Regions from separate parts of the Homo sapiens genome. Here region 1 is linked to region 2. The links are chromatin loops, found by intact Hi-C in ENCODE. Cell type or tissue: spleen. All regions are shown on one strand. Each heading gives the region's core, and the rest is flanking DNA. Links, peaks and the distances in the headings are about the cores only.

What was found. Hi-C counts contacts between places; a loop is a spot of excess contacts. Peaks named below come from ENCODE experiments on the same cell type or tissue, not always from the same donor. Only the 100,000 strongest peaks of a DNase experiment are listed, where the experiment ranks them.
Region 1: it touches region 2 in a loop (1.9-fold over the local background); 6 of 110 quality-filtered maps call a loop at or near these places.

The regions. Positions count from the first base shown.
Region 1 is chr9:111,834,139-111,847,178 of GRCh38, forward strand. It overlaps the pseudogene RNU6-1013P. Among named protein-coding and RNA genes, the nearest start is that of SHOC1, 46 kb to the left of the region's middle. RefSeq lists an enhancer at 6,859-7,028. In spleen, for the core only: no CTCF peak of the experiment used is centred there; a DNase peak (open chromatin) is centred at 5,333; H3K4me3 peaks cover 789 bases; H3K27ac peaks cover 5,989 bases.
Region 2 is chr9:111,878,031-111,891,070 of GRCh38, forward strand. No RefSeq gene overlaps it. Among named protein-coding and RNA genes, the nearest start is that of UGCG, 12 kb to the right of the region's middle. RefSeq lists an enhancer at 8,267-9,095. In spleen, for the core only: no CTCF peak of the experiment used is centred there; no DNase peak of the experiment used is centred there.

The DNA.
Region 1 (13,040 bases), core at 1,793-9,792, 45 kb before region 2:
TTCATAACCTCATCAGAATCTAGGATGCGTGGACGACTGCATTCTACAATGACTCAGGCAAACTGAATACTGAGGGATGCCCTTTGGCTTCTGCATTTAAAGACATTAATTTTTACCAGTGTAGAGGATAAGCGATAGATAAAGACGGGATTGGTTGGGAAAAGTTCCCTAGAGGAAGTGGTCCACATATTCTCTGTCCACTTCTAAGAGCAGAGTCCCATTTTTTTTTTTTTTTTTTTTTTGAGTGAGTCTCTCACTCTGTTGCCGAGGCTGTAGTTCAGTGGCGTGACCTCGGCTCACTGCAGCCTCCACCTCCTGGGTTCCAGCGATTCTCCTGCCTCAGCCTCCTGGGTAGCTGGGATTACAGGCACACACCCCCATGCCCAGCTAATTTTTGTATTTTTAGTAGAGATGAGGTTTTGTCATATTGGCCAGGCAGGTCTCGAACTCCTGACCTCAGGTGATCTGCCAGCCTCAGCCTCCCAAAGTGCTGGGATTACAGGTGTGACCCACCACACCTGGCTAGCTTCCCACTTTTGAACCATTCATTCTGTGACACCTGAAGTCCTCTGTATCTTCAGCCTCTTTTTCCTGACATAATTGATGCAGGTTCTCCCCTGTAGACATTTCCCCCACAGTCCTTTCCATACTCCATCTACCACAGGACCAGAAATAAGATGAGCATTCATCTTACATCCCAATGCCTTCTACAGACCCTTGCTTCTATGCCCTCAAGTAAAAACTTTTCTTCTGTTGAATTTCAGGCTGCCACATTAAACCACAGCCCTCTTCCTTGACCTACTACCATCGTACTGGCCCCGATCCACCTCGGGTCCCACAATCACCATGAGTGACCACAGTGTCCATGTACATAACCCATCCAACAGCTCCTTGACCTTGTCAACCCTATGACCTCCATGTAACTTTAGTCACCCCCATTCTTGGATGAATCTTGGATCTCATTGATTGCCTCAAATTACTCCACCTCCAGAAACTTAAATTCTAGTATCCTATCCTCTTCAACTTTCCATTTCTCTCACTCATTTCTGCTTCTAGACTTACTCTTTGATCTTAACAAGACCTTCCTTTGATTTTTCCATTTTCTTCCAGCCTATGTGTCTCTCCCCTATCCAACCTAAATTCTTGGCTCTTCAACTCAATTACTGTGTTGACAAAACTGTCTATTTTTTTGTCCCCTCAACCTTCATCTAACCCAACTGGAAAAACAGCTAGACCTTCCATGAAGCAGATCCCTGGTCATTTCTCTCTCCTATTCCCCCATAGCAATGAACTCCTTCATTCTCTTTCAACTCCCTAGTTCCTCTGTATCCCATTCTACCTCCTCTTATAAGATGATCTCATTTAATACCTTACAAAGGAAATAGAAAGTATTGAAGAGTAATTACCTTAAGTCTCTGTTCCTCAACTCCAGTATGCAAAATTACCTTCATCTGTCCATATCTTTTTCTCTTTCCTCTCATCTAAAGCTAATCCTCTTACCTAAAGCTAATCTAAAACTAGAGCCACCTGTACTCTGAATTTTACCCTGTCTACCTCATCATGGGCCTGATTCCATCAGTTAACTCTCTGGTATCATTAGTGTCTCTGTCTCTACTTGCATCTCAGAAACTTCTGCCCCAAGTAAGCCCCTGCCCACTGGGCCTTCCCCAGGCCTGGGAAATACCCTCTTTGACCATATCTTCAGGAGCACCATTGACAGAAGGAAGAAAGCCAGAAAAGGTGAATGATTTTTAGGAATGGGAATTTGGAATTGGGACTTTACTTTTTTTTTGAGACAGGGTCTTACTTTCTCATTCAGGCTGGAGTGTGGTGGCACAATCACAGCTCACTGCAGCCTCGATCTCCTGGGTTCAGGAGATCTTCCCACCTCAGCCTCCCGAATACCTGGGACTGCAGGTGTGAGACAACACACCAGGCTTGTGTGTGTGTGTGTGTGTGTGTGTGTGTGTGTGTAGACGGGGTTTTGTCATGCTGCCCAAGCTGGTCTCGAACTCCTGGGCTCAAGTAATCCTCCTGCCTTGGCCTCCCGAAGTGCTGGGATTACAGGTGTGAGCCACTGTGCCTGGTCTTGGGACTTTACTTTTTCTAAGTACAGGGTTTGATGGGCCATTCCAGCAGAAATGTCAGGTGGGAAGTTTATAAATGCATATGTTATCTTTAGGAGAGAGATTAATCCCGGACATACACTGTCTTCCTTACTCTGAGACATCAAAGGCATGTACTTAGGTATTAACTGGAATGGGGAAGTGTCCCTGGCTGTTTCTTTTCCTGGAGTTTTTCCCAAAGGGCCTTTAAGTTTTCAGCATATAAACACATTTATTTTAAAGGCATTTCCATGACGTTGAAGGCACAGATGTTACAACTGAATTTTATCCCAACCTCCACATGTGGAATCCAGAAAAAAATTCTCTGGTCTTATGATTGAACAGGAAATGAAAGACAGTGTCACTCTAGGTCCTCATTAGGAATTCCTATATTTTTACACCATTGGAGAAACATTTAGGGAAAATGTGCAGCCATGTTTTTAAAAAGATTCCCAAAACTCTTGTTAGAGAATAACTTTGCTCTTTCTCTGGGAGTCACAGCAAACTATTCTAAAGATGCTTCCGCCTCCCGTTTTGAGCACCACCTTCTAACATAGTGCACGCTACAATGAGAGTAGGGAGCAGGAGAGGCTAAGAAATGCTGATTTCTTGGCTAGCATGCCTTTGGCCTTTGGTTGAAACTACTCCTTGGAAGGTTATTATATTCCAAATTCCCTCTGATGGATAATTGATTTGTCAATCTCAATTTTTTCATCGTATATTTTAAAAATTATCTTATGTTGTTTTGAACTACCAAGATCAGCACACTCTTTTTCATGATAACACACTTTGGTTATAAATATCATTGCAAAGCGCACTTGAACATTCATCAGAAACTTGAAGATTTTGTTAAACTATGAGGATGGCATTCATCAGGATGGCATTCATCAGATTTCATTAAACTATCAGGATGGTATTCACTGAATAACTGCAATGCAGCTCTGCCAAATGGTCATCTGTCTTCTCTTTGAATCATGGGTCATTATACAGGTAGATGAAAACCTGCAAATAAAAAGATAGACGAGAATTATAAGACTAGAAAAGTCTTTTAAAGATTGCCTACTCTTTTTCAGACGCTAAACTATAAAAGCCATTTCAAAGGATAATATTTTATAATCTATTCCTGTCTCTTTCCCTTTCTTCTTTCCTCTCTTCTTCCTTTTCCTTCTCTTTACACAAAACATTTCCTGAGCACTCATAACATGCCAGGTGCTATGTTAAGTATGAATGATATAGTAATGAACTATAATCAGTTTCTGCCTTTATTTATTTATTTTTGTTTTGGTTTGGTTTGGTTTTGAGACAGAGCCTCAGTCTGTCGCCCAGGCTGGAATGCAGTGGCGTGATCTCAGCTCACTGCAACCTCCACCTCCCGGGTTCAAGCAATTCTCCTGCCTCAGCCTCCTGAGTAGCTGGAACTACAGGCACCCGCCACCACGCCCGGCTAATTTCTTTATTTTTATTTTTAGTAGAGATGGGGTTTCACCATCTCTTGATGGTGAAAAGAGATCACAAGTTGGCCAGGCTGGTCTTGAACTCCTGACCTCAGGTGATCCGCCCGCCTCGGCCTCCCAAAGTGCTGGGATTACAGTAGTGAGCCATCGTGCCCAGCTGAGTTTCTGCCTTTAATATTCTGTTTAGAGGAAAGAGAGAACGTTACTACATCCAGAAACCCAGGTGGGATATCTATGTTTCTTAACTCCACTGGATGATCAGGCAATATGTTTATGGAGGTGAGGCTTGAACTCATTCTTTAAAGGACAAGTAGAATTAGGGGAAGCAGGCAAGGGGAAAAGGACATTCCAAGCAGAAGAGATATTATAAGTAACATCATGGAAAACTGAGAGCACATGGTGAAATTGTATAGGTGGCATGACTTGAGCAAATTGTGTGAATGCAGATACAGGAGAGTCCTCATCCGCCCTACTAATGATGACATTTACGTACAATAAAATTAGCTCTTATTTTTAACGCTCTTCTCTGGTAGAATTCTTAAAAAGCTGAGAAGAATAAAATCTTATTCTATGTCATTTAATCAGAACCAAATACGAGAAGAGGAAACTCAAAGGAAAATTTTCATCCATTCAATTCTTTCTTAGTAGTTATTATTCGCTAAGGGCAATGGTTGTTAATAGGAATAGTCAAGGAATAATTTCTCGATTATTCTCAGCTGATTTTCCTGGCAGTATTTCATTCAAATCAGAAGAGTGTTAATTCCATTTTTCATAAGATCGGGGAGCATGACCATCTGTGTCAAGAAGAAACGAAACCTCAAAGAGTTCCAAGTCAGTTTGGATCAGTCTCAGGAAATCCTGACTTTTATTTGATGTGGCCCATAAGTCCAATTATTGTACTCACAAAAAAGGCTCTTCAAAGACTGGCTATTAGCCTCATTTTACATTCAGGGACAGGAAATGATAAATCTTAAAACAAGGACACAGGACTTTTAGAACTGATGTCAATGAGAGTCTCTCTCTTATCTTTCTATCCTTCTTTTTGATCTGCTTCCTTCCTCTTTGCCTATTTTTTTTTTTTTTGGCTCCCTGTTTTCTTCCTTAATTTATATCTTATGCCTACCAGTGTTTCCCTAGGTAGTTTAATATTTCTAATGGTGATACTTGTATTTATAACATTTTCCCTAAAAAATATTTCAAATAACTCTTCAGATCATTCACGTCCCAAGGATTGTCAGATAGGTTCCTTTTATGACTTCTTACACACTCCTATGTTTGACAGAGCCACACCTGAAATGGTAGGATTATTGTCTTTGCGTCACTCAGATGCAAGTCTTGTGGAGGATTCAGTCTCTCCCTAGCCCTGCCCTGTGAGATAGTTTTAACAGAAATGTGTATGAAGACATGCATGGCAGAATTACCAGATCAGCTGGTGACTCAAAGCTAAGATCATAAATTACAGACTCTATATCCAAAATGATCTCAATTGGCTGGAATGCTGGTATGAAATCAATAAGACAAAATTTAAATCAGATGTAAAGCCCAGGTGTGGTGGCTCACGCCTGTAATCCCAGCACTTTGGGAGGCCAAGGCTGTCGAATCATTTGAGGTCAGGAGTTCAAGACCAGGCTGGCCAACATGGCGAAACCCCGTCTCTACTAAAAATACAAAAATTAGCTGGGTGTCGTGGCACATGCCTGTAATCCCAGCTACTCAGCAGGCTGAGGGAGGAGAATTGCTTGAACCCACGGTGCTGAAGTTACAGTGAGCCGAGATTGCGTCACTGCACTCCTGCTTGGACGACACAGCGAGACTCTCTCTCAAAAAAAAGGAAACCTGCTAGATCTCAGAATTATAGCAATAGTTTCAGTTGACCTCATCTCCTTCCTACATGTGTTCCCCTCTCTGCCCATGTCCTTCTGACCTTGTGAGTTCTGAAATGAGTCCAAACTTCTCCCATCACAGTCCCTCTCTCTAAGTATACAGATTTATCTTTCTATCATGACTGAGGTATGCACAGAGTTGACTTTATGAGTGTACGATCTGTGTTGCTGCACAGAGTCCTGCACTTAAAAGCACCCCATACTCAGTTTAATGTCTCCTTCTGGAAATTCTTCTTTTCTTTTCTTTGTGCTCACTTTGGCAGCATATACACTAAAATTGGAACAATACAGAGAAGATTAGCATTGTCCCTGAGCAAGCATGACACACAAATTCATGAAGCATTTCATATTTTTATTTATAAAAAATAAAATTTTTTAAAAAGTTAAAAGTAATTTTAATTGGCAAATAAAAATTATATATATTTATCATGTACAAAATGATGCTTTCATATATGTATACATTATGGAATGGTTAAATCAAGCTAATTAACATATTCATTACTTCACATGCTAATAATTTTTTTGTGGTGAGGACACTACAAATCTACTCTCTTGGCCATTTTTCAAGTATGCAATACACTATTGTTTACGATAGTCATCATGTTGTGCAATAGATCTCTTGAAACTTCTTGAAATTCTTAACAATTTAAAAATTTTTTTTAGAGACAAAGGATCTTACTGTGTTGCCCAGGCTGGTCTTGAATTCCTGGACTCAAGCGATCCTCCTGCCTCAGCCTCTTGTGTAGCTGGGATTACAGATGCAAGCCCCCATGCCTGGCTGTAACAACTCTTGAATAAAGAGTCTGGCATTTTCATTTTGCACTGAGCCCCACAAATTATATAGCCAGTCCTCGGTATAGGAAACATCCTTTTCTTCTCTGAGCAGTTGAAGTTTTCCAAAAGGAAGTTTTTCTATGAAAATGAGGTAGCAAACAAACAAGATGGCTACACCAAAAGTTAGCAAAAATAAAATTTCAGATTACAGGTGAATCCCAAAGTGAACTAGCACCAAGCCAAAAATGCAATTAGTCAGCACAGTAGAGACAGTCCATAGCGTTTGGCTCCTTTCCACTTCATTTGTAGCTGCCTAAAATGTTAAATTAAGATATGCACATGATCTGAGATGGATTTTGTTTGGCAGCAAAACCAAACTGTAGTATCTGTAGGATTCTGGCTATGCTAGGAATAGACCCTAGGTCACTGGCCCTAGCTCCATCATCACTTGCTAGTCCCATTTCTGACCCACTCCTTCTGTTCTTTCTACCCATTTCAGATCTCCAGGTCTCTGGCTTCTTCACTTTGGCTCCATTTACTTCATATCTGTTTTCTAGCCAATTGAAAAGGTCAGTTTGTTATGCAAACTGGAGAACCCTGGCTTCCTTACTTATTATTAGCAAAATGTAAGCTTGCCAGATTTAACTAATTAAAATGTAAGATCCACAATTACTTTTGAATTTTAGACAAACAATGGATGCATTTTTAGTATATGTTCCATATATTGCATGGCATGTACTTATAGTAAAAAATTATTTATCTAGCTTAAATTCAAATTTAATTGAATGTTCGGTGGGGTGCAATGGCTCACGCCTGTAATCCCAGAACTTTGGGGGGCTGAGGCAGGAGGATCACCTGAGGTCAGGAGTTTGAGGCCAGCCTGGCTAACATGGTGAAACCCCATATCTACTAAAAATACAAAAAATTAGCCAGGTGTGGTGGAAGGCACCTGTAATCCCAGCTACATGGGAGGCTGAGTCAGGAGAAATGTTTGAACCTGGGAGGCGGAGGTTGCAGTGAGCTGAGATCATGCCATTGCACTCCAGCTTGGGCAACAAGAGCAAAATTCCATCTCAAAAAAAAAAAATTTAATTGAATGTTCTGCATTTTACCTTGGGACCCTGTCATCATGGGCACCCATGGATCATGGGCTGCCCTGAACATACAGGAGATGCCTACTATCTAACCTCCTTGGAGGCCATTGGCATGTCTTCAGTTTTCTTGGGACCAAAACTCTCTCGGTCTCATCTGATGTCAAATTCTCTGCTCCTGCAGCTTCTGCCCCCTCTCAAGTTCCCACTTCAATAAAAGAGCAGAAATTACTAATGAATCCTGGGTTTATTGAGCAATCATACCTCTTTCTCAATTTACCTGAACAATTCTTCCCATTTACTCAAGTTCTCTTTCATAATTCTATTCCCAAGTACCCCCAGAAAAGTAACTGTTACCAGATTTTGCAATACAGATGTTGACCGGTTTTCTCATCCGTATATCTACGGTAGCCACTGTATTGCATGGTATACAGTGGAATTCAATAAATGTCTGTTGGGTGATTGAATTAGTTAATTAAAGCGTATATTCCCTATAGGTTTTTTTGTTGGAACAGATAGAACAGAGTGTTCTATTTTATTCCAGAGGGAAGGACCAGGGCCAATAGCGTGAACACTTAGGGAAATCATTTTGACTTCAACATCTGGAAACTTTTCTTAGCTCCAGAGGTCAAAGTGGTGGTGTTGAGAAGTCAAGATCTTCCTACCCTGGCAATGTTCAGAAGGAGGTCTAATTTCCACCACTATGGCATTGCTGTCACAAACAGAATTTCTGGACTAGGGGCAGTGAGAAGTAATTGTTAAACTACTTCCGAACCTAAGAATCAAGAACGTTAATGCACCCTCTCCACAAACACACTTTTATTTTTTCAACTTAAAAGTTGCACTTGATACTGAATTCTGCTCTTCTGAGAACAAGGACATATAACAGATGCACGCACACATTAATGATGTGCCAACTCCCTTTTGTTTCAAGTCTTATAGAGCATAAAGACAAAGAGGTCATTTCTAGTAATGGAGAGTAAAAAGCCCTTAATTTTTCAGTTTATCTTTGATTTATGTTTCTGTGTTTGTGTGTGGCCAGGCTCTCCTTGGCCTTTTCAAAAGGAACTGGCATAACCACTGAAAATGTGTGGTAACTGACTACATGTCCCTGGGGAGAAATCTTATGTTACTCAAAACACAGTTGCTAATGAACAGCCTGTGTTAGTCCCTCAACATAAGAGAAAAAAAGCTATTTGTAGGTATGAAGGTAAGCACAACCATTCCCCCAATAACCCTGGAATTCTTATATATCTCACCATTCTTTTTTTTTTTTTTTTTTTTTTTTTTTGAGGCAGAGTCTCACTCTGTCACCCAGGCTGGAGTACAGTGGCACAGTCTCAGCTCACTGCAACCTCCGCCTCCCAGGTTCAAGCGATTCTCCTGCCTCAGCCTCCACAGTAGCTGGGATTACAGGGACCTGTCACCATGCCCAGCTAATTTTTGTATTTTTAGTAAAGACGGGGTTTCACCATGTTGGCCAGGCTGGTCTGGAACTCCTGACCTCAAGAGATCCGCCCACCTTGGCCTCCCAAAGTGCTGGGATTACAAGCGTGAGCCACCACCCCCAGCCTCACCATTCTTTTAATGTTGTAATATGTGAGAGAAAGGGAGAGATATTCGAGGTGAAGTAATTGTGCATATTTGAGAAGCATATGCTGTGTATGAGGTGGGGGTAGGGAGATAGAAAGGTATCGTGGGGAGGGGACAAGATGTGTGATGTCCACAGGACTATGGTGGGGAGTTTATGATAGCTCAGCATGTTGCGTGCCTGTGAAGACTGAGTAGAGGCAGCTGTCACAGACTGTGTGTGTGTGCAAGTGTGTGTGCACACATGCATGAGTGTATCCATGCATGTGCAGTAAGAATAAAGATGGTTGATGGAAACCAAGTGTGTGTTGTGGGTAGGATGGTGGGCAGAGTGTATATATGTGTAATTGGTCAGGGTTTATATGAGGGTGAAGGTAGGAAGTGTGGTAACTGACTACATGTCCATGGGAGAAATCTTATGTTACTCTAAACTGTGTTTTGAGTAAGACAAGTTTGAGTTTTATAGAAGAGGAATAAGTCTGTGTGAAAGAACTGAGCACAAGTGCGTTTGTGTTTTTGTGTATGAAAGAAACTGTTGGTGGCAGCTAAATGTGAGGTATGGATAAAGTGGTGGGGACAAAGTCTGTAAATGTATATAACAGGGTATTGTGGGAGTAAGGATTGGCTGTAGTGTGTGTACGAGTGTGTACAGAAGTGAACAGAGTGTGTGTGAAAGAGAGAGAGAGACAGAGAGCAAGAGGGAGGGAGGGAGGGAGGGAGGTAGCTTTGGGAAATTTGTGCTTATTTATGGATGGGGTATATTTTTTGAAGAGTCATTTGTGTATGGACAGGTTATATGTTTATGTTTGAACAAAGTGTGACAGAGAAAGTGTGTACGTGAATGCACACGTGTGCATGAGAGTGTTAGGTCAGAGTATTCAAGTAGCGGATAGAGCCATAGTGTGTTGTCCAGTGGTAGACCAATGCATACGTGTTTGTGGCAAGTGTGCTTGTTTGGCAAATGTGTGTGTGGTGTAGGCCCCATGGTGACGGTGAGTGAGACCCAGAAAAAGGAAAGCCAAGTCACCATTTGCAGTTTTTCTGTCTGACCTGCTTATCCTGTTTCCATTGTCTCCAGAGACCAGGAAGGTATACTAAGCACAGGTTCAGAGCAAGCTGATTGTGAATAAAAGAAGACCTTTAGTCTCCTCCCTATGGATTAGTCATGCCTAAAAGACAAAAAGGCAGTGAGGTGCCAACACAGTGCTTCCTCAGCTATGCCCTGGGCATGGCCTTCCATGTGCTCTCTGAGAGCCCAGGGGAAAAGGGTACACCCAGGATGTATCCACCCTCAGGGCTTTGTGCCGTCATCCTCTCAGCATCGCCAAGTCCCAGCCACGTGACACACAGGCCTCTTTGCTTATATGCGGTATTAATATTTCATTCACTTCTGTCCCAGAAATTTGTAGACCTATAGAATGTTAGATCTGGAAAGACCCTCAGAGGTGCTCTAGATAGTGGTTCTCATTTGGGATAATGGGGGAAAGGACAGTGGCTACAACAGAATCTGAGAGTTTGATTGAAAGTGGGGATGACCGGGGTGGCTCAAATTCTAGGGAGCTTTAAACAACGTAATAGGGGAAATCATAAATATGCCACCTGAGTTTCAGTGCAAACTGAAAGATGAGCAATCGTGACCTTTACTAGGCACTGTGAAATACACATTTATAAGAGAATAATTTTATAATAGATAATGGACTAAAAATATCAAATGGTATAGAAAAACGTTTTAATGCATCAATGTGTTTCTTGAGAAGAGACTCTGGTCTTCTCAAATTATAAAGCTGTGTGCTTAAGAAATAGGAAACTCTGCCAGGCGCGGTGGCTCACGCCTATAATTCCAGCACTTTGGGAAGCCAAGGTGGGTGGATCACTTGAGGTCAGGAGTTTAAGACCAGCCTGACCAACACGGTGAAACCCCGTCTCTACTAAAAATACAAAATATTAGCTGGGTGTGGTGGCTGGCACCTGTAATCCCAGCTACTCAGAAGTTTGAGGCAGGAGAATCGCTTGAACCCAGGAGGCGGAGGTTATAGTGAGCCGAAATCGTGCCATTGTACTCCAACCTGGGTGACGAGAGAAATTCCCGTCTCAAAAAAAAAAAAAAAAAAGCAAGAAATAGGAAATCTTCCACCCTTTTTGCCTCCTCAATTTGCCTTCATTCCTAACATTGGCCTTCAGATTTAACTAGAGAACTTAGAGAAAATAACTTACTGAGGCTTTTAACAAATCTGTCATTTCCTTTTCCCTTTTCTTTGATCCCAAGGTTTTTCCTCTTACTGCTTAAAAAGTAGAGCAATAAAAAAGAACCCCTAATTTATGTTTTATTGATTTAATTTTTTTAATTTTTAATTTTTGTGGGTACATAGTAGGTGTATATATTTCTAAGGTACATGAGATGTTTTGATACAGGCATGCAATGTGAAATAAGCCTATAATGAAGAATGGGGTTTCCATCCCCTAAGCATTTATCCATTGAGTTACAAACAATCCAATTATACAGACAATCCAAATATACTCTGTTATTTTAAATTATACAGTTAAGTTATTATTGACTATAGTCACCTTGTTGTGCTATCAAATAGTAGGTCTTATTTATTCTTTCCTAAATTTTTTGATGCCCATTAACCATCCCCACCTCCCCTGCACTACCTTTCCCAGCCTCTGGTAACCATCCTTTTACTTTTTATGTCCCTGAGTTCAATTATTTTGATTTTTAGATCCCACAAATGAGTGAGAACATGTGAAGTTTGTCTTTCTAAGGACTCATAATTCAGAATCAAAGAGATCTCTCTTTAAATCTTGGCTCCATCTCTTACTGTATGACCCTGGAAAAATTGCTTAACCTCTCAGAGTCTCAGCTTTCCCATCTATAAAACAGTACAGGGCCGGGCGCGGTGGCTCACGCCTGTAATTCCAGCACTTTGGGAGGCTGAGGTGGGCGGATCACGCGGTCATGAGATCGAGACCATCTTGGCCAACATGGTGAAACCCCGTCTCTACTAAAAATACAAAAATTAGCTGGGCGTGGTGGCGTGTGCCTGTAGTCTCAGCTATTCGGGAGGCTGAGGCAGGAGAATCGCTTGAACCTGGGAGGAGGAGGTTGCAGTGAGCCGAGATCGCGCCACTGCACTCCAGCCTGGGCGACAGAGTGAGACTCCATCTCAAAAAAAAACAAAAAAAAAACCAAAAACAAAAACAGTACAATACTGACTACTATATATAAAAATTAAATAGTATATATATACTAAATGTATGACCCAGAGCAGGCCATAGGCAAATATGTGCCCCGTTTCCTTCTTCAACAGATGCTTTTACCTCTACCTGTTACGCTGACAAGTACCATTTGTCCAGTAGAGTCAATGAAGGCAGAAAACACCCGAACTTCATCTGCCAGGGGAACCCAGAAGGACCACGAATAGGATGAGATGAGTGAGGCACAGAATTTAAGGAGCTATCAAAGAAATTAGTAATCAAGAGAAATATTTAATGTAATATTTTTAAAAATAAAAATTAATGCTTTGGGTGATGAACATGTTCTAAAATTAGATAGTGGAAATAGTTGCACAACTATATGAATATACTAAAAACCACTGAATTGTACACTTTAAAAAGATGAATTTATGATACGTGAATTATATCTCAATAAAGCTATCATTTAAAAGCTAATATAAAAAATCATGATAAATTAAATGTCAAAATTTTAATGAAAGTAAGGATCAAACCAGAATCTACCCAAACCCAAGGACACCAGATTCCAGATCTCAGGACCACAAACACTGCTTGAGAAAAGTGTGAGAAGGAAAAAGAAGGGACCACATACAGTGAGAGAAAAAGAATATACATTCTGTTTCCTTCTTGTAGTTTGTTTGTTTGTTAGTTTTTTCTGAGACGGAGTCTCGCTCTGTTGCCCAGGCTGGAGGGCAGTGGCATGATCTCAGCTCACTGCAACCTCCGCCTCCCGGGTTCGAGTCATTCTCCTGCCTCAGCCGCCCGAGTAGCTGGGATTACAGGTGCCCACCACCACGCCGAGGTTAGTAGAGACGAGGTTTCACCCCGCTGACCAGGCTGGTCTCCAACTCCCGACCTCAAGTGATCCGCCCATCTCGGCCTCCCAGGGAAGTGCTGGGATTACAGACATGA
Region 2 (13,040 bases), core at 2,848-10,847:
TCTCCTGCCTCAGCTTCCCAAGTAGCTGAGATTACAGGCACGTGCCATCATGCCTGGCTAACGTTTATATTTTTGGTAGAGACAGGATTTCACCATGTTGGCCAGGCTGGTCTTGAGCTCCTGACCTGAACTGATCCACCCACCTCAGCCTCCCAAAGTGCTGGGATTATAGGCATGAGCCACCATGCCCAGCCTAAATTCTGCCTTTTTGGAATGCTAAGGTGCCATAGCTACAGGAGGGATGAAGGATGGAGGGATAAAGAATATGTACTAGTGTAGGAATAAGTGGAGCACTGGTGACAACTCTGAGAAAGTAAAAAAACAAACAGAAAAAGTTCTTGCAAAATTCTGCTACCTGCCTGGAGGGCAGTAAGAACATTTAGAAAGATATTGCTGCTGGCCGGGAGCAGTGGCTCACGCCTGTAATCCCAGCACTTTGGGAGGCTGAGGTGGGTGGATCATGAGGTCAGGAGATTGAGACCATTATGGCCAACATGATGAAACCCCGTCTCTACTAAAACACAAAAAATTAGCCAGGCATGGTGGTGTGCGCCTGTAGTCCCAGCTACTCGGGAGGCTGAGGCAGGGGAATCGCTTGAACCCGGGAGGTGGAGGTTGCAGTGAGCCGAGATCACACCACTGCACTCCAGCCTGGTGACAGAGCAAGACTCCATCTCAAAAAAAAAAAAAAAAAAAAAAAGGAAAGATATTGCTGCTAATCCAGATATGGATGCTGTGATGGCCAGAGCCTTGGCACTCAAAGTGAGATCTGTACACCAGCATGGGCATTGCCTGGGTGCTTATTAAAAATGTGGAATATCAGGCTCCACCCCAGACCCACTGAATTAGAATCTACATTTTGACAAGATTCCCAACTGATTCACATACACAATAAAGTTTGAGAGTCTCTGGCCTAGAGCAGTGGTAATGAGGATTGAGGAGCCAAAGTGAATTCTAAAGTTGTCTCAGTCTCAGTACTACGGCAAATTATTGAGATAAGACTTTCCTTTCTACTCTCACTTTCCAGGTTCCAAAAAGGAAGGGTTTAGGTCCACTTACTAGCCATTTGACCTTGGATAAATTATTAACTCCCCTATGCTTCATTAATATGGCTCTGTTGTCACTAAGGTATCCAAAAAACTCTAACTGCTGACTCTATGAATTATTTGTAATCCTCCTCCTCTTGCACTGCCCGGTCAAGTGGTCATACAGTTCATTTGAATTTTTATGTATTTGATCTACCCTATTGTAAAGTTAACAAATTACTGGGGAGTAAATACTAAGACTAATGATGGTTCCAACAGGGCCCCGCTTCTAGCTGTGAGGAATGAGACGTTTGCCTCCCTTGGAACAAAGCTCTATAAATAGGTAATCTAACTGGAAAATTGCTCAACAAATGTATTAATTATGCTTAATGCTTGCATATAGAATAAATTTGGTGGAAATCACTAATGTACCAAAGGAGTAGCATCCTAGGTCATATAAGAACTAGTTCCTCTTCCCTTAGCATAGTGGCTTCGAACAAGTAGAAAATCATCATCGCCATTATTTTTAACCCTTAGGATAACTTTCCAAAGGCCCATTCATCCTCAGTGTGGAAATGGTGAGACTAAAGGGCTGACAAAACTAAAAATAAACAGAGCAGATTTTAAACTTAATTGATGATGGCTTCCAAGGACTTTAAAAAACTCAGGTGTCTCAAGGAAAAAGCTTGTCCTCATTTCTTATCAATGGATGACTAATCATTTTGAACCATTTTTATTTTAACCATTTTCAACTCTCTTTATCTACAATTTGTCCCCACCTTATGCCTAGTTTAACACAACTGCCAGTGAATTCTAGGGAGGATAAAAACACTTTATGGCAAGCAAAAGCTGGAAGGCAGCACTTGAGAATGAATGGCAGATGAAGAAATTCTGAAAATCCTCTCCTCCATATAAGCAATGTGAACACTTTGCAAAAATTGTCAAAATTAACTTTTCTCAGAACTCTGGAAATTAACAAAAGATCTACAACTATCTGAGAAGCTTTTATTCAAGAAAAATGGTTGAGGCTGGGCACAGTGGCTCACACCTATAGTCCCAGTACTTTGGGAGGCCAAGGAGGGTGGATCACCTGAGGTCAGGAGTTTGAGACCAGCCTGACCAATATGGTGAAACCCCATCTCTACTAAAAATACAAAAATTAGCTGGGCATGATGGCGGGCACCTGTAACCCCAGCTACTTGGGAGGGTGAGGCAGGAGAATCGATTGAACCCGGGAGGCAGAGGTTGCAGTGAGCCAAGGTCATGCCATTGCACTCCAGCTTGGGTGACAGAGTGAGACTCCATCTCAAAAAAAAAAAAGAAAAGAAAAGAAAAAGAAAAAGAAAAATGGTTGCATCTAGGTAAAAACAGTGAGCTTTGTGGAATTTCCATGTGCCCTATTTCCATACTTTGAAGTAGATGGAAACAAAACTACAGTTTACCAAAATTCATGGTATATAGTTAAATCAGTGCAGAAAGAAGTTTATAGCTATAAACGCCTATATTTTAAAGAAGAAAAAATATCAAATGAATAAATTAAACTTCCACCTTAAAAAACTGGAGCAAAAGAGCAAGCTAAGCTCAGCATAAGCAGCAGTAGGAAAATAATAAAAATTAAAGTAGAAATAAATGAAATAGAAAAGAGAAAAACAATACAGAAAATCAATGTAACCAAAAGTTTGTTCTTTGAAAATATCAACAAGATAAATATTTAGTTAGACTGACCAAAAGAAAAAAAGAGAAGAATAAAATTACTAAAATCAGCAATGAAAGAGGAAACTTTATGACCAAATGGAAATAAAAGGAATTACAATGGGATACTACGACAACTGTTTGTCCACAAATTAGATAACTTCCGTGAAATGGATCGCTTCCTAGAAAGACACAAACTACTGAAACTGGTTCAAGAAGAAAGAGAATATCTGAATAGACCTATAATAAGTCAAGACATTGAAATAGTATTAAAAAAGAAATTTACCCAAAAGAAAAGCCCAAGCCCAGATGCCTTCCATATTGAATTCTACCAAGCATTTAAAAATAGAAGAATTAATACAAATTCTTCAAAAACTTTCTAAAAAATAGAAGAAAAGGGAACATTTCTCAACTATTCTATAAAGCTAGTATTACCCTGATACCAAAACTGAAGACATTGCAAGAAAATAAAATTATAGACCAACATCTCTTATAAATATAGGCGCAAAAATCTTCAATGAATATTAGCAAACTGAATCCAGCAACATATAAAAAGAATTATACAATATGACCAGGTGGGATTTGTTCCAGGAATGCAAGGTTGGTTTAGCTTCTGAAAATCAAGCAATATAATACACTGTATTAGTAGAATAAGAAACTGTATGATCATCTCAATAGACACAGAAAAATCTTGTGACAAAATTCAACACCCTTTTATGATAAAAACACTCAACAATTGAGGAATATAAGGGAACTTCCTCAACCTGATAAGGGGCATCTATGAAAAACGCATAGCCAACAACATAATTAATGGTGAAAGATTGAAAGCTTTCCCCCTTATAAGTGGGAACAGGTCAATGATGTCTGCTCTTACCACTTCTATTTACATTATACTGGAAGTTCTAGCTGGGGGCAATTGGGTAAGGAAAATAAATAAAAACACCCAGATTGGAAGGAGAGAAGTAAAAATACTTATATTTAAAGATAACATGATCTTATACACAGAAAATCTTAATGAATACACACACACACACACACACACACACACACACACACACACAAGCTATTGGAATAAGCAAGTCAGCAAGGCTGTAAGATACAAGATCAATATACAAAATTCAATTGTATTTCTATACATTTGCAATGAACAATCCAAAGGTAAAATTAAGAAGATAATTTAATTTACAATAACATCAAAGAGGCCAGGTGCAGTGGCTCATGCATGTAATCCCATTACTTTGGGAAGCCAAGGTGAGGAGATTGCTTGAGTCCAGGAGTTCAAGACCAGCCTAGGCAACACAGCAAGACCCATCCCTAAAAAAAATTAAAAAAAATTAGCCAAACACAGTGGTGCACACCTGTAGTGCCTGCTACTTGGCAGGCTAAGGCAGGAGAATCACTTGAGCCAGGGAAATTGAGGCTGCAGTGAGTCATGGTCACACCACTGCACTCCAGCCTTGGTGACAGAATGAGACTCTGCTCTCAAAAACAAAAACAAACAAAAGCATGCAACAGCATGAAAGAGAATAAAATACCTGGAAATAAATTTAAGAAAAGAACTTCAAGACCCGTACACTGAAAACTAGAAAGCATTGCTAACTGAAATTAAAGACATAAATATATGGGAAGCCATCCCATGTTCATGGGTCAGAAGGCTTATTAAGATGGTAATACCTGCCGGGTGTGGTGGCTCACACCTGTAATCCCAGCACATTGGGAGACTAAGGTGGGCAGATCATTTGAGGTCAAGAGTTTGAGACTAGCCTGGCCGACATTGTGAAACACCGTCTCTACTACAAATACAAAAATTAGCTGGGCATGGTGGTGGGTTCCTGTAGTCCCAGCTACTTGGGATGCTGAGGCAGGGGAATTGCTTGAACCTGGGAGGCAGAGGCTGCAGTGAGCTGAGATCGCACCACTGCACTCCAGCCTGGGCGACAGAGTGAGACTCTGTCTCAAAAAAAAAAAAGGTGGCAATAGCATCCAAATTGATCTACCGATTTAATGCAACCTCTATCAAAATCTCAGCTTTTCTTTTTCAGAAATTAACAAGCTGACCATGAAATTCACATTGAAACTCAAGAGACACAGATGGGCTGGGCATGGTGGCTCACGCCTGTAATCCCAGCACTTTGAGAGCCCAAGGCAGACTGATCACGAGGTCAGGGGTTCAAGACCAGACTGACCAACCCTGTCTCTACTAAAAATACAAAAATTAGCCGGTCATGGTGGCGCATGCCTGTAATTCTAGCTACTCAGGAGGCTGAGGCAGGAGAATCGCTTGAACCTGGGAGGCAGAGGTTGCGTGAGCTGAGATTGCACCACTGCACTCCAGTCTGGGTAAGAGCGAGACTCTGCCTTAGGAAAAAAAAAAAAAAAGACACAGAAAAATCAAAAACAATCTTGAAAAAGAACAAAGTTCTCACGCTTCCCAGTTTCAAAGTTACAAAGTTACTACAAATTGACAATAATCAAGACCATGTGGTACTGACATAAGGATAGACATGCAGATGAATGAATGAGAGTCCAGAAATAAATCTATACGTCTGTAGTCAATTTTTGACAATGATGTTGACATCATTCAATGTTCTCAGCACCATTGTCAAAAGAATCCTCTTTTCAATAAGTGGTGCTAGGACAACAGGATATTCACGTGCAAAAGAATGAAGATAGACGCCTATCTTACATGATATACAAAACTTAAATCAAACTGGATCAACGACTTAAATACAGGAGCTAAAACTGTACAATTCTTAGAAGAAAACATGGGCATAAACCTTGTGACCTGAGTTAGCCAGTGGTATGTTTGACATGATTCCAAAAAACAAGTGACAAAACAAAAAATAGATAAATCGGACCATCGAAATACAAAATTTTATGCTTTACTTTGGGAGGCCGAGGTGGGCGGATCACCTGAGGTTGGGAGTTCGAGACCAGCCTGACCAACATGGAGGAACCCTGTCTCTACTAAAGATACAAAATTAGCTGGGCGTGGTGGTGCATGCCTGTAATCCCAGCTACTTGGGAGGCTGAGGCAGGAGACTCACTTGAACCCAGGAGGTGCAAGTTGCCGTGAGCCAAGATCCCGCCACTGCATTCCAGCCTGGGCAACAAAAGCAAAACTCCATCTAAAAAAAAAAAAATTGTGCTTCAAATGACACCATCAAGGAAGGGAAAAGAAAATCCACAGAATGAGGAGCAGTAATTGCTAATCATATACCTGATAAGCAACTTGTACCTAGAATACATAAAACACTCTTGGCTTGTTTTTTGTTTTTGTTTTTGTTTGAGACAGAGTCTTGTGCTGTCCGTTATCCAGCCTGGAGTGCAATAGCACACTCATGGCTCACTTGAGCTTTGACTTCCTAGGCTCAAGTGATCCTCACACCTCAGCCTCCTGAGTACCTGGGACTCCAGGTGTGCACCATCTCACCCAGCTAATTTTTGTATTTTCTGTAGAGATGGAGTTTTACCATGTGGGAGGCTGGACTCGAACTCCTGGGCTAAAGTGATCCACCTGCCTCGGCTTCCCAAAGTGCTGGGATTACAGGCATGAGCCACCATGAGCAGCCCATAAAGTACTCTTACAACTAAATAATAAAAAGATAAAACCACAATTTTAAAAATCAGAAGGATTTTAATAGATATTCCTTCAGAGAATATATACAAATGGTCAATAAGAACATTAAAATATGCTCAACATCATTAGCCATTAAGGAAATACGAATCAATACCACAATGAGAAATCACTTCACACTTACTAAGACAGTTATGACAAATTTTGGTAAGGATGTGGAGAAATGGGAACTTGCATATATTGCTGGTGGGATTGTAAAATGGTACAGTCACTTTAGAAGAGTCTGGCGGTAACTCCAAAAGTTAAACATAAAGTTACCATACAACTCAGCACTCTTAGGTATATACCCAAGAGAAATAAAAAATATGTGCCTATACAAAAACCTGTAAATGAATATTCATAACAGCTTTATTCATAATAGCCAAAACATGGAAACAACCCAAATCCAACTCGATTAATGAATGGAGAAACAATATCCATAAAATGGAATATTATTTGGCTATAAAAAGAAATGAAGTACTGATATGTACTGTGACATGAATAAACCTTGAAAATATCATGCTGTGAAAGAAGGTAGTCATAAAAGTCTGCATAATATGTTAATTCTTTTTTTTTTTTTTTTTTTGAGACAGAGTTTCATTCTTGTTGCGCAGGCTGGAGTGCAATGGCGTGATCTTGGCTCACTGCAACCTCCGCCTCCTGGGTTCAATCAATTCTTCTGCCTCAGCCTCCCGAGTAGCTGGGATTACAGGCATGTGCCACCATGCCCGGCTAATTTTGTATTTTTACTAGAGATGGGGTTTCTCCATGTTGGTCAGGCTGGTCTCGAATTCCCAATCTCAGGTGATTCGCCTGCCTCGGCCTCCCAAAGTGCTGGGATTACAGGCATGAGCCACCGTGCCTGGCCCATCAATTCTATTTTTATGAAATAGTCAAGATAGGCAAATCTATATAGAAAAAAATTAAATTAGTAGTTACCAGGAGCTGGGGGGAGGGGAAATGGGGAATGACTGCTAATGGGTATGGAGTTTCTTTTTGCAGTGAGAAAATGTTCTAAAGTTGGGCAGTGATGGTTGCACAACTCTGTGAAGATACTAAAAATCACTGAGTGGTATGCTTTAAAGGAGTGAATGTTACGGTGTGTGACTATATCTTAATAAAGCTATTATTTAGAAAACGAACAAGCTGGAAGAGCTAACCGGGAATCTTTCATATTTAAGACTTCCTAGAAATTTTCCATTTTGGAAAAACTCAGTGTGGTGGCTATCGTGGTTATCTTTCCAATTCTATTCCTCCCCCATTCATTACATAGTCACCTTGCAGTTTGGATGGGATTATCCTTACTACCAGCTTCAATAAATTCTAATTTGACTATTCTAGTCTGCCTTGCCATAGCCTAACAAATGGTATTCAAGGGTAACCATTAGAAAAATGAAAAGGCTTAAGATTTTTGTTAGGTCACAACTAACACTTGCTCTCTCTTCCTGGATGTGAAGTACTGATAATTGTTGGCAGCTGTCTTACAACCATGAGCGAGGTCAGCTTAAAGACAAAACTGCTTTGGGAAGCAAAGTTTGGCACTTTGGGAAGCCAAGGCAGGTAGATCACTTGAGGTCAGGAGTTTGAGACCACCCTGGTGAACACGGTGAAACCCTGTATCTACTAAAAATACAAAAATTAGCTGGGTGTGGTGGCACACGCCTGTAATCCCAGCTACTCGAGGGGCTTGAAGCACGAGAATCACTGAACCCAGGAGGCAGAGGTTGCGGTGAGCCAAGATCTTGCCACTGCACTCCAGGCTGGAAGACAGAATGACACTCTCTCTCAAAAATAAATAAAATAAAATAAAGTAAAAGTAAAGTAAAGTAAAGTAAAATACTGACACATAGAGGAGGGGCGAGCCAAGACTATCTCAGAAAAATGGAGCAAGAACTCCATTTTTTAACTGTGCCTGACTCTTGTTTGCTTTATATAGGGTGTGACTCTGTGACTGCCTCAGTTTCTCCTAGCCTGATTGTTAATAGTGTCTCCTTTCTCAAACGAGTCCTGCTTTAGATGGTCATTCATACGTCATACTCCCCATAACTGGATTTTCAGTTACAGATCAATGAATTTATTAGTTAACCCAGGTCAACTGTTTCTCAAGGCCATCCAAGTTTTGTTTGTTTGTTTGTTTGTTTGAGATGGAGTCTAGCTCTGTCACCCAGGCTGGAGTGCAATGGCGCGATCTCGGCTCACTGCAACCTCCGCCTCCTGGGCTCAAGTGATTCTCCTGACTCAGCCTCCCGAGTAGCTGGGATTACAGGCTCTTGCCATTATGCCCAGCTAATTTTTGTATTTTTAGTAGAGACGGGTTTTTGCCCTGTTGGCCAGGCTGGTCTTGAACTCCCGGCCTTGAACTCCTGGCCTCAAGTGACCTGCCCCCTTCGGCCTCCCAAAATGCTGGGGTTATAGGTGCCCAGCTGCACTTTCCTCACTCTTGGCAATGTCTTAGTCTTTCTTCAGGACCCAGATGACCTTCTCCATGAAGTCTTTCTAGATTTTCTGGAATAAAAGTAATCACTCCCAACTCCCAATTTTTCTCATACCTCTATATCAACACTCATTGCATTACAATGATACATTTTTGCATTTCTCTTCCTCAGCTGAACTTGAACTTCTCCAGGGGGAAAAAAAGATTATGTTATTTTTCACTTTGTATCCAAAGCATGAGAACACTGTGTACCTGGAACATCACATATTTTATTGTATTATTATTTTATTATTTTGAGACAGAATCTCACTCTGTCGCCCAGGCTGGGGTGCAGTGGCGTGATCTCGGCTTACTGCAATCTCTGCCTCAGCCTCCCGAGTATCTGGGACTACAGGTGCAGGCTGTTTTGCATATTTTGTAGAGATGGAGTTTCACTATGTTGCTCACCCTGGTCTCTAATTCCTGGGCCCATGCAACCTGCCAGATTCAGCCTCCCAAAGTGCTGGGATTACACGCATGAGCCACCGTGCCCAACCTCATGTATACATGTGTGCACACATGCACGCACACGTATGTGCACACATGCACGCACACGTATGTGCACACATGCACGCATACGTATGTGCACACATGCACGTATACGTATGTGCATACATGTATGTATACGTATGTGCATATGTGCGTGCACACGTGCATGTGCATATATGCATGCATACACGCATGCACACCTGTGTACACACGTGTGCATGCATGTGTGCATGTATGTGCATGTACATGCATGTGTGTACATGTGTATATGTGTGTGCATGTGTGTATGCCTTGTGTGCATGCATATACATGTATGTATAGATATGTGTGTGTGTGCATATATATATTGTTTTTTACTACAAAAAAAAAAAAAGACAGGATCTCACTATGTTACCCAGGATGGTCTTAAACTCCTGCGTTCAAGTGATCCTCCCACCTCAGCCTCCCAAAGTGCTAAAATTACCGGCATGAGCCATCATGCCTGGCCACCTTGTATGTTTTAATATTTGTTGAGGAATAAAGGAAAATAAATAACTAAACGGAAAATCCATTAATTTGTTTACTTTATCATCTTAACAGTCTTAATAATTTTGCTCAGTGTTCTCTATTATAGAGGAAATGACTGTTAATGATGGCTCCCATCATTAACTGTTGATGACTGTTAATGAGGGATCCCAAAATATTTAAGGTGGGTTGGCAACTGAATTTAGGCATGAGCTTATGTGATAGGGAAGGCCCTAATAGTTGTTTCTATCTCCTTGTATTGCAAAATGCTTTGTTTCGTGCTTTTTCAGGTATTAGACAACACTTCAAATTTATACCTACAATGATATAAAAGGCTAAAAACAATCAGATATGATTTCCAAACTATAAAATTACTAGACTAGGGGAGGATGCATCCTTTTCACAAATTAGTTGTTAGTTTGGTACCAATTTGTGTAAATGCTATAACACCTTTTGCCAATTCTGAGCTTCAAAAAATAATATATTTACGTAAACTTGACTCTGAAAACTTTCTCTCGTGTTAATCCTGATGCATTTAATTATATTTTATGAGGTACTTATTACCAAAAATTACCAAAAATAGTTTAAAGACTATTTGATATCACTGTTTCTTAACATCACAAGGCCAGTTTGTGTACCTTTCTAATATTATGCTGGCATGTAACGAATATTTTCTTTCAAGGCCTGAGATTTATTTTTCCCATGGAATAAAAATATCTTTGTTTGCTCCTTACTATTCAATTATATGTCTCCTATTTCCTACAATTGTCATCTAATTGCATTTGTTTCTGATTGACTACACCAGGTATATTAGCAAGAAGATGAGATCTACAATATACTCTGGTTTGTGTAATAATTAAGAATTGTAAAGTATTGCATGCTCTGTCACAAGGAATAATTTGCCAAAGATAAATCCTTCTAATAGGTAATTTTATTTTTTATGGGTTGAAACAGTAAATGGAGAAATAGAGAAAACAAAAGTTAGTAATGTAGATGAAATGAGACAAAATGAATGTACTTTCTCAATTAAGGAATAATAATAAAACTTTATATCCATTTCCCTCCCTGGAATTGTTATAAATATTTTACATATGTTAACTTGTTTAGTCCTCACAACAGTCCATTTATAGACAAAGAAACTGAAGCAAGTGGCTAGGCACAGTGGCTTACACTTGTAATCCTAGCACTTTGGGAAGCTAGGGCAGGAGGATTGCTTCAGGTCAGGAGTTCAAGACGAGCCTGGGCAACATAGCAAGACCCTTTCTCTACAAAATAAAAATAAAAATAAAAAAACTGAGGCGAGAGAGGTTAAGTGACTTGCTTAGGTCACATGGTGGACCAGAATTCAAACTCAGCCTGTCTGACTTTCACAGTATTCAGGCTTAGCCAATAGTTTATACTGTAACCTAAAGGAAAGCATTCTTAAGATAGGGAAGGTATTTTGTAGAGATTCTAAAGTCAGGAGGTCTAGTTTATCTTAACAACCTTTGTTTCTTAGTAAATGTTAAAGTCGCCGGGCGTGGTGGCTCAAGCCTGTAATCCCAGCACTTTGGGAGGCCGAGGTGGGCGGATCACGAGGTCAGGAGATTGAGACCACGGTGAAACCCCGTCTCTACTAAAAATACAAAAAATTAGCTGGGCGTGGTGGCGGGCGCCTGTAGTCCCAGCTACTCAGGAGGCTGAGGCAGGAGAATGGTGTGAACCCGGGAGGCGGAGCTTGCAGTGAGCCGAGATTACGCCACTGCACTCCAGCCTGGGCGACAGAGCCAGACTCCGTCTTAAAAAAAAAAAAAAAAAAAAAAAAAGGAAATGTTAAAGTCAAGTTTTAATTATATTGTTGGTAATTCTGTAAAATGATACAATAAGAAACAGATTTTGTTGGAATTTTCCTGAATTATTGTGTGAGAAAAAAAGCACTTGAAAAAGATTGTTCTTTTAAATTCCTTTTTTTTTGAGACGGTGTCTCGCTCTGTCGCCCAGGCTGGAGTGCAGTCGTGTGATCTCGGCTCACTGCAAGCTCCGCCTCCCGGGTTCACACCATTCTCCTGCCTCAGCCTCCCCAGTAGCTGCGGCTACAGGCGGCCGCCACCGCGCCTGGCTAATTTTTTGTATTTTTAGTAGAGACGGTGTTTCACTGTGTTAGCCAGGATGGTCTCGATCTCCTGACCTCGTGATCCGCCCGCCTTGGCCTCCCAAAGCGCTGGGATTACAGGCATGGGCCACCGCGCCTGGCCTTAAATTCTTCCACTTGTTGTTTGTGCTCTTAATGAACTGTTCTGCAACGACATTATGTTTCATAAAATTCCTCTTAACTGAAGCAAATGATATGGTGGAAGGAAAGAGCAAGGTGTTTAAATTCCCAGAGCATCTTAGCAGAAAAACATGATATACCTTCCTAAGTCTCAGATGGTGAAATTGACTTTCCTAAATCTCAGATGGTGATGTATACATTACATTTGTTATTAAACTAAATAATGCTAGACCAAAATCTACTTTGCAAACTGAATTTTGAGAGTTGAACATCTACTATATGTTGTTTAAATTAACTCAATACTGTACTTGCTTATTTAAATAGCATTGACTTTGGAGTCTGACAAAGCCGGGTCCAAACTCCATTGCTGTCACTTATTGAATGTCATCTGGGCATTTAACTTAATCTTTTTGTCTTACTGTACAGTTTATGACTGTTGTGAAAATCAAGTTAATAGTTAAATAATTTCCCTAGCATGTCATTTATGTTCCCTTGTTCAGTAAATATTAGTCAATCTCTCTCCACAATAAACTTACTGAGTTTGTTTACACACACGCACAAGCTGCATACATAGTCTAGGTGAAGATTTTAGCATTATGAGCTTAAATAAACTAGAATGAGTCATAACTATCTATCCAAAAATAAAGAAATTTCCAAAAACACTTTTAAAAAGATAATAGTTAAGGCCAGGTACAGTGGCTCAAGCTTAGAATCCCATCACTTTGGGAGGCCAAGATGGGTGAATCCCTTGAGTCCAGGAGTTTGAGACCAGCCCGGGCAACATGGCAAAACCCCATCTCTACAAATAATTTAAAAAGTATGCAGTGAGCCGAGATCATGCCACTGCACTCCAGTCTGGGTGACAGAGCGAGACTCTGCCAAAAAAAAAAAACCAAAAAACATTAGCCTGGTGTGGTGGCAGGTGGCTGAAGTCCCAGCTACTTGGGAGGCTGAGGTGAGAGGATCACCTGAGCCTGGGAGGTCAAGGCT